Regions from separate parts of the Homo sapiens genome. Here region 1 is linked to region 2. A link is a loop called in an ENCODE intact Hi-C map of the cell type or tissue named here. Cell type or tissue: CD4-positive, alpha-beta T cell. All regions are shown on one strand. Links, peaks and the distances in the headings refer to the core of each region. The heading gives the core; the rest is flanking DNA.

Region 1 (2,820 bases), core at 73-2,572, 57 kb before region 2:
CTAGAAAATAATTTTTGAATACATGAACAAGCAAAGAGGGAAAGGACAATCACTCAGACAAAAGGAGACAAAAGGAGCATAAAGGACTGAAAAAAAATATTCAGCGTAGTGAGAAGCTGGGAGCACAGAGAGTAGGAGGGAGCAGGGTGAAAAGGACAGCGGAGAGCAGAAGCCTCCAGCCCACGCAGCACTCGGAGGGATTTTAAGGAGTTTCATCTTCATCCAAATACTAATGAGAAGGCAGACACAGGGCTGAGAAAAGGATAATATGCTAGTGATCTTGAACTCAAACTGAAAGAGACTTAATAGGAAAAATAAGGCCACTGCTGTAGTGATGGGCCCCCGGGTAGTCAGAGCAGAAATGCACTGACCCACATCAGTTCATTTCTCTCCCCATGGCACACACAGTCATCATCACTTCCAGCCTCGCCACCATGAAGTGAACAACAGCCCGTGGAATGAACTTTCACTTCTTCAAGAGCATAATGCTGCTTTCCAACCCAGGCCCGCCCTGCATGCGGTTTCCTCTACATACAAAGCTCCTCCAACTTCCACATGCCTAGTTAACTCCTTTTTTCCCCTTCATTTCTCTGCTGAAACCTCATTTCCTCAGGAAAAGCCTTCTTGGACCCTCTCCCCGCACCATACTGTGTCAGGGCCCACTGTTATAGTTCCCTGAACTGTAACTCCAAGAAATTACCATTCTTTCTTTCACAGCAGGAATCAGTATCACATGCGGTTGAAAATGAAAGCTGTTAGACTGCGTAGCATCCCACATTTTCTACGTGGTAGCTGTGTAAACATAGGCAAATTATATAATCTCCTTGAAGACTTCAGTTTCATTATCTGTAAAATAGGAATAATAATAGTCCCTACTTCAAAAATTTTTTTTTTTTTTTTGAGACGGAGTTTCGCCTTTGTTGCCCAGGCAGGAGCGCAGTGGCGCGATCTTGACCCACAGCAACCTCCGCCTCCGGGTTCAAGAGATTCTCCTCCTCTCAGGGGAGGCCTTCCCATGCCCCGACAGTGCAGAGATGCCCGACTGTGCAGTCTGGGTTTGGTGGCTGCAGCTGTGCCCGAGGGGGTGGGGCTCCTTCCTGCTCTGTGGAGTGGGAGGCCCGAGTCTGCAGCCATGACTTGGGCTGTTGTGGCTGCACCTGGGGAATTCCCTCCCCATCAGCTCGGAAGTGTTGTGATTCCCACTTGTTGCCAGCTCCACGGAGTGTGCAGCCCTGGCTGAGCTTCGCTGTTGCAGCCAGCGTAATGGCAGCGGCTGCCCCAGATGGGCTGCAGGCGCCATCATTAGCACAGCCCTCTATGAAAAGCATTATGGCTATTTCTCAAAGAACTAAAAGTAAATCTACCATTCAATCCAGCAGTCCTACTACTGGGTATCTACCCAAAGGAAAAGAAGTAGTGATATTGAAAAGACACCTGCATGTATATGTTTATGGCAGCACAATTCACAATTGCAAAGATAATGGACCATCAATTGATAAGTGGATAATGAAAATGTGTTATATATACACCATGGAATACTACTCAGCCATAAAAAATAAACAAAATGATGTCTTTTGCAGCAACTTGGATGGAGTTAGAGGCTATCATTCTAAGTGAAGTAACTCAGAAATGGAAAACCAAATATATATTCTGACTTCTAAGTGGGAGCTAAGCTATGGGTACACAAAAGCATACAGAGAGGTATAATGGACACTGGATACTCAGAAGTGGGGCGAGTGAGCAGGGGTGAGGGATGAAAAATCACATATTGGGTACAATGTACACTCCTTGGTGACCAGTGCACTAAAATCTGACTTCACCACTATACAATTCATCCATATGACCAAAAACCACTTGTACCCCAAAAGCTGTTGAAATAACAAGATTATATGTATATGCGATTATATATATATAATTATATATATGTGTGTGTGTTCCTGGTTTATTTTATATATATAATTTATATATATACATATATATGTGTGTGTGTGTATATATGTGTATATATATAAAACCAGGAGAAATTCTAACTGGGCTAAATATATAAATATATATTTATAATTTCTTGTTTGTTTGTTTGAGACAGAGTCTCACTCTATCACCCAGGCTGGAGCGCAGTGGCGCCATCTTGGCTCACCGTAACCTCTGCCTCCTGGGTTCAAGCGATTCTCATGCCTCAGCCTCTTAACGTAGCTGGGTTTACAGGCATGTGCCATCCTACCCTGCTAATTTTTGTAATTTTAGTAGAGATGGGGCTTTGCCATGTTGACCAGGCTGGTATCAAACTCCTGACCTCAAGCAATTGGTCTGCCTTGACCTCCCAAAGTGTTGGGATTATAGGCGTAAGCCACTGCACCCAACCTATAATTGTTTTTAATAATTATTATAGGCATTACAGCCCAAAAAACTGAATGACATTTCTTCACATGAATCTATTACTCTTACTTATACTGAGAAGTGGATATCATAGCATCCACTCACAACTTAACAGACTACTGACAGACACAGCACAAGGAGTTTTGCATTTAAGGTATCTATGTGATGTTCTTCTACGTGATGTTTCAGTTTTCAATTCCTTTCTCTGTACAACTGTAAACCTTCAATTAAAAAGTGCTCTGTGGGGTCATTTGGCCTTCACTTAGTGCTAATGCAATTAGCGTCACAAAAGCAAGGGCCCTGAAATTGTATGGAAAAACTCTGTTATCCAGTGGTCATCTAGAACAGGCAGAATGTTTTTAGATTAAGTTCAGTGATGTATTATCATTGAAGTGAAAACAGAATTTAAAATTCACATGGAACTTTCAGACCTCAGGGTGTGCT
Region 2 (2,820 bases), core at 94-2,593:
GCCTCTTTTATAACTGCATTAATGGCTTTCATGAGGCAGAGTCTTCATGACTTACTCACTTCCCAAAGGCCCTACTCCTTAATACTATCACATTGGGGCTCAGGATTTCAACATGTAAATTTTGGTGGGACACAAAACATTTAGACCATAGCAGTGTCTGAAGAACTGAATTAAAATTCTAGCTTTAAGTGACCTTGAATAGTCATTTTTTAGCCTGAATGAACCCCAGTTTACTTATTTTGTATCGTGGGGATTAGGCTGAGTGTTATACTTGATGGCAGTTATAAAGACATTTGTACCTTGCAAATTTGTATGCCTGAGGAAAGAGATGTTTTTATTTTATTTTCAAAGGTGAGGTAATAGGTTGAATCTCTGTCCAATGTAGAGTTAGAGTTTCTGTTTACCAAAATTAATATTGCAGATTTTATCTAGTTAGGGCATAAATGAACAGAGAGTTCCTAAATTGAGAATACCATATTTTCTTCCAGAAAATCCAGTGACATCCAGTTAATAAACTCTTTTCATAAACACATGCCTCCCTGGAACTGATGATAGATGGGGTGAACTTGCTATATTTTTCATATTTAAGATGAAAGGCAACTTTATGAGTCCCCGACTAAAGCCTAAGAGAATCAACTCCAAAGAAACATAGCTCTCACAGTCTTCTTCCCACACATTCCTCTTCTTCTAAAATTGGTTTGTCTTTTGTTGTTGTTGTTTTTATTTTGAAGGATTACTCCCTCAGGAAGAAAATAAATTCAATCTTTACCAAGATTTTAATAGAGGAAATATCAACCACCCCAGGTCAAATGCAATGGGAAAGCAAGTTTGACCTTGTTCGTGAGACAAGCATATGTCTTCATTCATTTCATCATTCTCCTTGATAAAGTTGCAGTCTCATTGAAAAGCTTTTACATTGACAGGGCCAAATACCTACTGAATTTCTCTCACATGAAGATGGGGAGGCCGCTTCTGGCTTTGGCTGGGATTCTAGGAGTCAGATTTAGGATGGTGAGAGATAGAAAATCTGGCAAGAGCTTTCACGGCTCCCTGCCATTTTAATCTGCAAACCTGAACTTGCTTTTGTGCCTAACCATATTTAGATTGGTGTCTAGATTTCATATGATCTGTTTGTTTCTGACTTGCCTCCCTTCTCAGATGGTGCATCTGATATCTTCCTTGTAGGGTTTTTATTCCACAACTGTCGACAAGGGATGCCATGTCTCTTTCTTGGCCCATGTTTGAGAATGTCCTCAAATCCATTTATCTGAACCTAAAAGCTTGACCCCTTTACATTTAGAGTGAGAACTAAAGCATTTGGTACAAAGTATACACTAAGGAGTGGATCTTTTCTCCCACTTCCTCTCCTTCAGTTACAGCACAAGATCACAGCTCTGTCCACGATCATGTCTAACTTTCATTTTCATCCCTTTCCAGGATTTAGGTTCAGCCTTTAGTCTGCTGAGACATGAGACTTTAGAGTCTGTCTTCGTAGGTTAAAAATCTTGGATTGGAACCCAGATGTGTGGGCAGCCAGCTCAGGGGTGTGAAGCTTACACAATAAATTGGACATAACAGAGTTCCCGTGCAACCATTTGCACCAGTTACCTTTCCTTTGCAGCCTTGCTATTGTTTGCAGACAGAATGGCTAAAGGTTATTTCTGATCCCTTGAGGGACCTTATCAGGATTTATATCAGTAATTAAAAGCATGCTGCCTTAGGCAGCTGAATGCATCCAACAGTACACTTTCAGGCAGGAAACAGTGAGTTACTCCCATTCACTCCCTACCAACTATAGCACTTATTTGAACACTTTATCTTGGTCCAGCTGCCAGAAAACTTTCATTCTCTTCCCTTACATGCAGGGAGCCGCCTTTCCTTGGATATCTGAACCTGGAAACATTTAACATTCTCCCAGGAAATAACCCCATTCAAAGCTATTGTTTTTAAGTGCTAGAGTGATTGACTTGAAAGTAACTTGCGTAAATCAGTGGTGTTGATTACTAAACACAATGGTAATTACTAGGGAGGATAATGAAAACACAGTATAGTTGTATAAATAATATGTGACAATTGAAAGTAGAACCTATAATGGGCTTTTAATATCATTTACTGCAGTTAAAGGAACGGAGTTGGGAGGTACGTGGCTTGCGTGCTTATGCTATTTTCCCTGTTTCCTCATGTGGCAAAAATTGTTAAGTAATCACAGTATTTTCGTATCTGTACCTGAAAGCTTCACAGCTCTGTCCACTGGTTGAATCCTTCTCAACCAGTTCTTCGGGTAGCCATTATCAGCCAATTAGTTTTCTCTAAAAAAGTAAAATAAGGTTTTCTATCCTAACAATGGAGTATATATGTTCACATTGGACAGTGAGTTATTTAAGGGTGATGACAGGTTTTATTCACCTCTGTGTTCCTAGCACGCAGACTCAGTACTTGACACATAATAAATACTCGGTAAATAGTTATTAAACAGAACACCTGATAATGCTCAATTGCTGATTAAGCACTCCCTATTGAGTCAAGAAGAGTTCCCCACCCAGTGTGTTTATATGTAGAATGAGCTAGGGATATGTAGATACACTGCCTTCCTTAGTTGTTAAGAAGCTTTTCTGAAAGTGGACAGAGCCCCCGAGGCAGAGGCTTCCTCCTGTAAGCAGCCTTATCTAACCACTTTAGTGTGCTCCTACATGTGTCATCATTTTCTTTGTTTAGCCTGATGTGAAAGTTGGACTAGGTTGGATGATCCTCTCTGGATAACATTAAGTTTGAGTAACTCACACTGATATTAGCTCACCTAGATAATAGCTCTATATTTCT

Evidence for each region. A loop is a pair of places that touch in the nucleus more often than their neighbours do. Peaks named below come from ENCODE experiments on the same cell type or tissue, not always from the same donor. Only the 100,000 strongest peaks of a DNase experiment are listed, where the experiment ranks them.
Region 1: a loop joins it to region 2, with 4 times the contacts of the local background. A loop is called at or near these places in 8 of 110 quality-filtered maps.

The regions. Positions count from the first base shown.
Region 1 is chr17:55,576,751-55,579,570 of GRCh38, forward strand. No RefSeq gene overlaps it. Among named protein-coding and RNA genes, the nearest start is that of SMIM36, 67 kb to the left of the region's middle. RefSeq lists enhancers at 1-463, 143-212. In CD4-positive, alpha-beta T cell, for the core only: no CTCF peak of the experiment used is centred there; DNase peaks (open chromatin) are centred at 471 and 1,131; H3K4me3 peaks cover 1,296 bases; H3K27ac peaks cover 1,150 bases.
Region 2 is chr17:55,633,922-55,636,741 of GRCh38, forward strand. All of the region lies in intron 2 of LOC101927389 (a long non-coding RNA gene), which reads left to right. Among named protein-coding and RNA genes, the nearest start is that of TMEM100, 88 kb to the right of the region's middle. In CD4-positive, alpha-beta T cell, for the core only: no CTCF peak of the experiment used is centred there; no DNase peak of the experiment used is centred there.